Linked DNA regions of Homo sapiens: region 2 is linked to region 1. A link is a loop called in an ENCODE intact Hi-C map of the cell type or tissue named here. Cell type or tissue: endothelial cell of umbilical vein. All regions are shown on one strand.

What was found. Peaks named below come from ENCODE experiments on the same cell type or tissue, not always from the same donor. Only the 100,000 strongest peaks of a DNase experiment are listed, where the experiment ranks them.
Region 2: it touches region 1 in a loop (4-fold over the local background); 1 of 110 quality-filtered maps calls a loop at or near these places.

The regions. Positions count from the first base shown.
Region 1 is chr6:125,609,071-125,614,070 of GRCh38, reverse strand. All of the region lies in intron 4 of HEY2-AS1 (HEY2 antisense RNA 1), which reads left to right. Among named protein-coding and RNA genes, the nearest start is that of LINC02523, 63 kb to the left of the region's middle. In endothelial cell of umbilical vein, no CTCF peak of the experiment used is centred here; a DNase peak (open chromatin) is centred at 2,110; H3K27ac peaks cover 1,060 bases; H3K27me3 peaks cover 188 bases.
Region 2 is chr6:125,532,340-125,537,339 of GRCh38, reverse strand. No RefSeq gene overlaps it. Among named protein-coding and RNA genes, the nearest start is that of LINC02523, 140 kb to the left of the region's middle. RefSeq lists an enhancer at 3,221-3,829. In endothelial cell of umbilical vein, no CTCF peak of the experiment used is centred here; no DNase peak of the experiment used is centred here; H3K27ac peaks cover 727 bases; H3K27me3 peaks cover 1,645 bases.

The DNA.
Region 1 (5,000 bases):
GTTCATATAAGTCTATCTAGGTTTGATACTCAAGTTGAAACCGTGTTAGTTTTCCTCGGAAGTATATTCAAGCAAAATAAATTTTCTGTTAATTCTTCTTCTGGTGTTGATTTAAGAGGAAGCAGAAGTGAGCTTACACTGACAAACTGATTAATAGCAACTGCTTTTCCAACAAAGAAATCTGTTGCTTAATCAGAAATTTAGTAGTGGTAGAGGAAAAATGGTTGTCCAAAAAGACATGACTCTCCAATGACACCTACCCATCTTCCAGATACAGGTTAAATGCAACTTTACCACTTATGTAAGCACTACCTGAATTTCACATGCATTGAGATTTCAAAACAACTCTAAATCTTTTCCTCCAGCACTATCCTCCTCACATTCTTAGACTTTATTTTAGCTCCCTTTTCAATCACCATGAATTGGAAACTCACAACTCTCACAGGTCATGTTCAGGAATAACAGCTATGAGGGACGAAAGTCTCAGGCCTTCATCTTGGTCCAAGTTCAAGTGAACACAGGATCATACGAACAAGAGTGAAGGCCAGAGGTTTACAGAGAAAGCATCCAGAACAAAGTAAGCTGAGCTTCCCTAGCGGTTCCTTTGGGCTGATCACATGTCTATAAGTAAATTTTAAAAAAACAAAGCCAGGTTTCAGGGTATTAAGTAGATAAAATGGGTACAATTTTAACCAAAATTATTATGCATCAGAGCTCATGAGCTATTGCTATTTGACAAAGCAGCTGTGGTTTCAAGTAATGGCCAACTGGCAGCTATATGCACTTTCCATGGTATGAGTTGATTTTCAATAGTGATCTATTAGCCAATCCTTTCTTTGATGGAAAAAATACAAACAGTCAAAAACCACTCTGTGGGGTGTGTGTGTGTAACGTGAACGGCTATATAATTTGTGTATGTTTAGGGGATGAGTTGACAGGGACAAGAAAAGGACTTTATTACAGGCAGTCTCTGTTGTTGTGAGGATGATGTGTTGATTATCCCTATGTTCAAATTTTATGAGTCTCAAATAAATTCATGTTATAACCTTAGGCTCTTAAAAAATGTTTTAATGTAAATTATTTTTAAAAACTGAGCTGATTTAAAAACTGTCATAAAATACAGGATGCCTAGTTAAATATGTGTCAGATAAACAACAACAAATTTTTAGTATAAGTTTATCCTAAACATTGCATGAGATATACTAAAATTGTATCATTGTTTAGTTGAAACTCAGATTTAACTGAGTATCCTAAATTTTTATTTGCTAAATGTGGTAACCAAATAACTAAGTAAATGTACAGAAGTCATTCCTTCAAAAATCATTTAGTACAGCATAGCTAGATTGTGCTATTTAAAAGTAAGGGAGCTGTTTCAACAACACTTGAAATAGCTACGATCTGCTGTTGTGTCAACACCAAAAAGCTCATGTGCCTGATTCTTGTCTCTTGTTTATTTTATTAAACAATACCACTGCAAAACCCTTGCAGTTATATGTATTTGCTTTGAAAAAGGATGCCACATTTTAGCTATTGCCTTGTCCTTGGAGACAAAAGCTCTGAAAAAATTAGGACCACGTTTGAATCCTAGATACATACAAGCCTGCTGTCCAGCAAAATGCAATGTATTGTTTCAAGCTGATTTTTCCCCCTTTTCCTTGAGCGAAAAGTACAGCATCTTAAACTAAAGCACACTTTTGCTCTTGCTTGGTGCCAGCAGCCACAACACACGGCTTTCATCTGGGCTTCAAAGTGTGGCAGAGGGAATCTGGGGGATGGGAGTGGGGAAGAAAGGGAGGGCAAGTTGAATACAAGAAGGGAAACAAACAAACAAAAAAGGAAAATGGGGGTGGGTAAAAGGAGAAATATCCTATCTTTCAAATATCATGTCCCCGTGGCTGGGCTGCGAGATGCAAAGCCTTCAGTTTCACTCCATTGTATATATATATTTTTGTTACTGCCACTTCCCATGCTGGGAAGATTCTTGTCATCTCTCACATATTTTATCCACAGAAAAGGCTGCCCTGCCCTGTGCTTGGTGATTGAGGCTGTGCCCCTGGTGTGCCACTCTATCAGTGGTTCCCAAGGCTGTCTAGCCTGGGAAAAGCTGCATGGACACGTTCCAAAATCAGCATTACATGCATTATTGTTCTTACTCTCCCTGATTAGAGCGCACACAATGAAAACAACAGCAACGGCCTCAATTTCTAACCCTCCTCCCAGCACAAGGCAGTTCTTAGTCTGTTTTTCTTTCTCTAGGTCTTCCTAAAAGTTAACCGCTTCAGTGCTGGTGGGAATCCCAGACCTCACAGCAACTGCCCCGCAAGTTTCTTTGTGATTCTGGGAGCACCAGGGCAGTAGGGAAGCATGCAGTCTTGCCCTTCTTTGGGAAATCTGGGCAGAACTAACTAATAGGGCAAAAAGTCAAAAGCTGCCTGTGGTGCAGCTTAGCGAACTACGGGCATGCATTCCAGGACAGTTCTTCCCAACGCTGAGGTTGGTTAGGCTCTCTCAGTTTCTCCTACATAAAGTGGCGACAGATGTAAAGAGGTGAGGGTCCAGTTGTTTTAACTATTAAAGCTGCAAAAGTCTGTCTGCATTAACCCTCAGTGGGTTTAGTTGTTCAGTCTCAATTATCCATATGAAACTCTTCCTAACCTTCTTTGGAACTTTTGGATAGTATCTTTTGTAAACTTTTGCAGGTATGTGGGAAAATTGGGTGGGGAATGGCAAGTTTTACTTTAAAAGCTACAGGGAAAACCCAAGTCCTGTTTCAATAAACATTACAATGAAAAAACATGTTACCCCAAAAAAAGAAAGAAAAAGGAGACTTCCAACATGCAATTTATGGTTTCTTTATTTAAAAAAAAAGGAGGACACATGACATTCCAGTGTAATTGAAGAATCTGGATGTTCCTTTGGTCTATATTATAAAGTAATTGAGCTGACTGTTATTTTTATTTATTTATTTTTTATTATACTTTAAGTTCTAGGGTACATGTGCACAACGTGCAGGTTTGTTACATATGTATACACGTGCCATGTTGGTGTGCTGCACCCATTAACTCGTCATTTACATTAGGTATATCTCCTAATGCTATCCCTCCCCAATACCCCCACCCCACGACAGGCCCCAGTGTGTGATGTTCCCCTTCCTCTGTCCAAGTGTTCTCATTGCTCAGTTCCCACCTATGAGTGAGAACATGCGGTGTTTGTTTTTTGTCCCTGTGACAGTTTGCTGAGAATGATGGTTTCCAGCTTCATCCATGTCCCTACAAAGGACATGAACTCATCTTTTTTTATGGTTGCATAGTATTCCATGGTGTATATGTGCCACATTTTCTTAATCCAGTCTATCATTGTTGGACATTTGGGTTGGTTCCAAGTCTTTGCTATTGTGAATAGTGTTGCAATAAACATACGTGTGCATGTGTCTTTATAGCAGCATGATTTATAATCCTTTGGGTATATACCCAGTAATGGGATGGCTGGGTCAAATGGTATTTCTAGTTTGAGATCCTTGAGGAATCGCCACACTGTCTTCCACAATGGTTGAAGCAGTTTACAGTCCCACCAACAGTGTAAAAGTGTTCCTATTTCTCCACATCCTCTCCAGCACCTGTTGTTTCCTGACTTTTTAATGTTTGCCATTCTAACTGGTGTGAGATGGTATCTCATTGTGGTTTTGATTTGCATTTCTCTGATGGCCAGTGATGATGAGCATTTTTTCATGTGTCTTTTGGCTGCATAAATGTCTTCTTTTGAGAAGTGTCTGTTCATATCCTTCACCCACTTGTTGATGGGGTTGTTTGTTTTTTTCTTGTAAATTTGTTTGAGTTCTTTGTAGATTCTGGATATTAGCCCTTTGTCAGATGAGTAGATTGCAAAAATTTTCTCCCATTCTGTAGGTTGCCTGTTCACTCTGATGGTAGTTTCTTTTGCTGTGCAGAAATTCTTTAGTTTAATTAGATCCCATTTGTTAATTTTGGCTTTCGTTGCCATTGCCTTTGGTGTTTTAGACATGAAGTCCTTGCCCATGCCTATGTCCTGAATGGTATTGCCTAGGTTTTCTTCTAGGGTTTTTATGGTTTTAGGTCTAACATTTAAGTCTTTAATCCATCTTGAATTAATTTTTGTATAAAGTGTAAGGAAGGGATCCAGTTTCAGCTTTCTCCATATGGCTAGCCAGTTTTCCCAGCACCATTTATTAAATAGGGAATCCTTTCCCCATTGCTTGTTCTTGTCATATTTGTCAAAGATCAGATGGTTGTAGATATGTGGTATTATTTCTCAGGGCTGTGTTCTGCTCCATTGGTCTATATCTCTGTTTTGGTACCAATACCATGCTGTTTTGGTTACTGCAGCCTTGTAGTATAGTTTGAAGTCAGGTAGCATGATGCCTCCAGCTTTGTTCTTTTGGCTTAGGATTGTCCTGGCAATGCGGGCTCTTTTTTGGTTCCATATGAACTTTAAAGTAGCTTCTTCCAATTCTGTGAAGAAGGTCATTGGTAGCTTGATGGGGATGGCATTGAATCTATAAATTACATTGGGCAGTATGGCCATTTTCACGATATTGATTCTTCCTATCCATGAGCATGGAATGTTTTTCCATTTGTTTGTGTCCTCTTTTATTTAGTTGAGCAGTGGTTTGTAGTTCTTGAAGAGGTCCTTCACATCCTTTGTCAGTTGGATTCTTAGGTATTTTATTCTCTTTGAAGCAATTGTGAATGGGAGTTCACTCATGATTTGTCTGTTCTTGGTGTATAAGAATGCTTGTGATTTTTGCACATTGACTTTGTATCCTGAGACTTTGCTGAAGTTGCTTATCAGTTTAAGGAGATTTTGGGCTGAGATGATGGGGTATGAAATGGTAAGTTTCTTAAAGGAGGACTTGTGCTGTTTATATTGTTTCGTGCAGCAAAGTCTCAGGATACAAAATCAATGTGCAAAAATCACAAACATTCTTATACACCAAGAACAGACAAATCATGAGTGAACTCCCA
Region 2 (5,000 bases), 77 kb after region 1:
TGATGGAGACCATGAACCACTCACAGGCCTCCACTTGGGAGTGTTGAAGTGTTAGTCCCATAATCCAGCCTACAAGTGGCCAGTGAGATGGGGGTATGGGGCACGGTGCAAATTCCAGCCCTTTTGATAAGTCACCCATGGTCTGGGGCTTGGCCTGATCAAAAGGTGCAGAATAGGATTAAGATTCCAGAAAAGTAGAATGAGTGTCTGGGGAGAGGCCCATGGAATACTTTGAGGCTGGCTGTTGTAACTTGTGGTCTTTATTTAACACACAGAGGCAGGATTCTTTTCTATTTTAGCTCAGTTTAGAGGACAGCCAGTATCCATAATGGCCTGATAGATAAATATTGCACATGCCAAAGTGAGGTATTTCCCCATGCAATGCCAAAAGTTGGTTCTTCAATCTCCTCTAGGAGGGTAAACTCTAAATACCATGAATGATTAAAACAAAATGGGCCATTTTATCTGTTCCTCATTTGGACCACCTAATGAAATTGGTTAACTGTCTATGGGGCAGGACGATCCTAATTTATTTTCCTCTGCAGTGTATTTGCTGGCAATGGATGTTTTGAGGATCTCATCACAGGGAAGTTTGAAAATAAGAAAATCATGTCAACAATTCATTATTGAACATTTTCTTGGCATATGTCTGTATAAATGTAATTGGGTAAAACAGATAAACAGGAAAATGAAATATCCTAAGAGGAAGATGTTGCGCTACCTGATTGGTCATCCAGAAATGGAAAAATCTTGATTCATGAGACTCAGTCTGCAGGAGCACAGAGAAAGAACACCGACAAGAGTCCGAGAGGTCATCTTAGAAAAGTCTTGATCTTGCATGGATCAAGAATGGTGGTCTCTGTGAGTAAAATGTCCTTTCCTCTTTCACATGCGGAGGAAGTTTACTGTTTCATAAAACAGCTTCCTCTTGATGAAGCAAATTCTGGAACACTCTTAGCTAAGTTTGTGTGATACTTGTTTGTTGTAGAGCCAGAGGTGGAAAAACATGTTTCTAAGAGATTTATTCACCAATATTGTTGTTTCTCAGAGTTCTTCCAAATCTTCTACGTAGAAATATGTAAAATGAAGAAAGTAACTGGTTCCCCAAACATTGTCACCATAGACTTCTAAGGAATGCCTTTAAGAGGCCACCCAGGTGTAAGAAGCAGTGATTTGAGAGTCCTAATTGGAAATTGTTTAGACTGGGCTATTGACTGCTTTAATAAATTCAAGCTGTTTGCATGCAGTTAGGTGATTTGCATGCAGTTAGGTGATTTGCATTTCTTCCATTGGATATCTGAAAAGTGATATATCTGCTCAGATTTTTGTATTTCCAAGAGTTCCAACACTTCTGGCCTCTGCAAGAAGATAGCACCAGAAGAGCATGGCAATAAAGTGTTACTAAATGCAGAAGTAATGATACTTAATTCTCTGTTTTAAAAAAACATGTTTATTTATGTCTTCCACTGTTCTTTTTCATTTCATAAATTGTTATTATTGAATAATTGAAATGTTCAGAAGTAGCCAGAATGCTATAATGAACCCTCCCGCACCCATCACCCCCACACACTATTAATGCCTCACCTGTGTTCTTTCATATAAACCTCTGCCAACTCACCTCTCTTTATTTTGAAGTAGAACTCAGAAATCATTTCGTTTCATCCTTATATATTGCAGCATGCTCTAGAGTTCATTTGTAACTCAAGAAAAGAGCAATAATGTAATTCCAGCAATAAAAGTCTCTTTAAAAAATACCATCTTTTGAAAAGGAAATCTCTCTCCATTAAAAATAATTCTCCACTATTTTTAATAGAATGTCTTCTCTAAAATGATTTTTATGAATCTAATTTTTTGGGGGATTCCCTGAAAAGGATTTTGTAATCTTAAGTTTGCTCCTAATACAAAGTAGTAGGGTACATTATTTTTTAAAATTGTAAATGGTGACTGATCAATATTTAAATCATGTTCCAAGATCAGTAGCTTTGTGGTATGGGGGTGGCACAGGGCACTCTTAAATCCTTTAATGAAAATCACAACTTTATTTGAAATAAAGGAATTTGATATGTTTCTTTTCCATTATGTGCTTTATAACTTTCTACTGCTTTAACAGAAACCTGGAAATTTACACGTTCCTGGTAACCACATTGTCCATTAAAACTTGAAATAAACAAAATCTCTTTGATGAGTGACCCTTAGTGTCATAACTGGCAGGAAAGGTGTAATGAAAGGAGCTGGCAAAAACCTTGAGAGTTTTATGGAACAAATGCTACCAAAATAGAACAACCGTCTTCTGCTAGGTAACAGTCAACAAAATAAATGTGCTTCAATACATCTCGTATGAAACCACGCCGAAGTTGTCTGTAAATCTTGCTCAGTTTACTTTGTTAGAGTTGCACTAAAAAGAAAGAAAGAAAAAAAAGTCCTGGGTTACAAAGCAAAACGCACGTGTTACTGGTTTAGTCCTTCAATGGGATATCGACCACAGTGTTCCTCCTGTTTATATTTGGAAATCAACACATAAACCAGGCTTTGGCATTTCAATGGTAAATAAGAAGGCATTACATTCTTCCTTCCCCAGGCCAGCTACTTTTTCAGTTCCTTCTCCCTGTGCTCAGGGAAACAACCCAAAATCTGAGCTCCTGTGAGAACCTGTCTGATTTAAACGCTGCCAAGAAAACATAAAGTAGTTTATCTTACACTACAGCGCAGGCTGGACGAATAGTGAGGCTGATCAAAACGGATAACGCAGAAGCACTGAACAGAAGCGCAAGGAAATTCATTTCTAATTAGGTATCCATGTGTCCAGCACCTGGCTTCGTATCTCTGTTAAGCTCCCCTATAAATTAGGTTTAGTTTATTTTTCGGTTCGTTTAAAAGTAATAAGGATATGTTAAAAATTCAGAAACCAAATGGGACCGTCACAGCTTCCTTTGAAGAAGATGGTTATCAGGACTTTCAGACATCTCCCATCTTCACTTCTGGGAACATGCCTTCATTTAGATAGTGCCTGAGGATTAACTGGCAAGACGCTGTCTCCTGTTACTGAGTTTCTTCCTTCCCGAGCGGCCCGGCAAACAGCAGCCCACCAGTATTCCCGGGCTCGGAGCTCGGCCCCAGCCCGCAGCCCCGCCTGCCTCAGCGTCCTCGCGCACCTACTTGCCATTCCCAGGGTCTGGAATTGTGGTTAGAAAGAAAAACAATGGCCCTCAGTGCCACAGTGTAGAATGGCAATGGGAGGAAATGACAGAGACACAGGAAGCAGGGAGAGAGGGTTTCTTACACAAACAAGCTCAGGGAGGAACAGACTAGGAAAACAAAGGTAAAGCCGGGGAAAGCAGCCCCGGGGCCCGCGGGAGAGTGCGGTCAAGGCCGGCGCCTGTGGCACCTCGGTGACCAAGTCTTGGGGGCTCCTGAAGTCTCAAGCAGCAGAGAAGCCAAGAAGGCACCGAAGAACCGACTGTACCCCTGGGTTTGGAGTCTCTGGGAAGGCCTCCCTGCGCCCCTCCACGTGGGAGTCAGGAGCAAGCTGCCTGCCCCTTTCTGCCTCCCCAAACAACACCGCACGGCATATACCCGAGGAGTGCGTGGCTCCTGCCCTGGGATTGGGACTCATCTGGAATTACCTACAGTAGAGTCATTAGAAACTCTTCTAGCCCGCTTCCTGTTTGGGGGTAGCATATTAGGAGCAGGACCACTGTCGGGAGATTCCTGCCATCTCTAATGTTCCTCTGTGGATCCCCCCACGCCCACCCCAGTGGAAGTGATTAAGACTAGCTCTGGAGGTGGCCTGGGGCAGGGGTGGTGGCTGAACTGCCCTCTGATCTCTACTGCCCTCCCCCATTAAGCAACCACCAATAAAAATAACGTATGTTTTGTATGCAGTGTGTGTGTGTGACTACTGCTGTTTTTTAAATGTAGTATTTACAAAAGCATCTTTTTCAAAAGGTGGATGGAGACTTAAAGATGGTACTCTCAGAGTGAAAGGAAGGGAGGATGTGGTTAAGAACAGAGTTACTCCCTTATAGAGGGTTTCACTTTATGGGAAATCTCCCCTGGAGCTTTGAAAAAGTCATGTTTAACACATAGTTTGACGTTTTTTGTGTGGTGAGGTTATGGAGAGAGTAAAAGATGGGGCTGCAGATGGAGACAAGGCTTGCCTCACACTCCTCCATCCTCCCTATGGGCTCTTGAAGAGGAAGCAGAATTTTACAGGGTATCTTGGGTCAACAGCAGCCAGGTATGATGTGGCCCGTGGCTCACAGTGGAGCAGGAAGGAACCCTCAGCTCAAAGAACAGTGGTCAACTGGATGACCTGAAAGCAGATGGGAGACAGAGAGAAGTGATCCTAGGGTCAAGGGAAATAACTGCCATTGGAGTAATAAATTAATTGTGTGATTAGTTGTTTAATGTATGTCCCTCTCATTAAATTAGAAATTCCATGTGGACAAGGATTATATATAGAGTTACATTCAATACATAGTTTTTAAATGGGTAACTAAATACATTGATAGCACTATTGATTTTTTAAAATAGTTTCTTATTTACCTATTCAATATATATTTTTTAAGAAATGCACATAACACATTGATTCTCCTCTCCAGGCTAAGCATTGGACAGGCACTAAGAATAATTAGAGCAAATAAATAAATAAAGCTTCCTCATTAGGATATTCTTCTCTGCTATAGTTCCCCAAACTTATGGAGCTTGCTTGTAGAATTCAGCCCTGCAAAAAGTTATTTTCATACAGTGTACTGAAAACAGCCCTGAATATGCTACTCACATTAACTGGACTTACTGATGACTTCCCTATTTCCCCCAGTTAAAATGGTCTCTTTCCTTTATTCTTACAAAGGAAATTTAGGAGTCTTAGAGACTTTAGCTCATTTATCTCTCAAATTCCCAGAGCACTTACAACAATGCCCAGTTTGGTTGAATTAAAGTAGATTTCTAAAGTTAGAACCCATCTTTAGAAGCTTGAAGAGGAAAGGAGCCTAGAATTG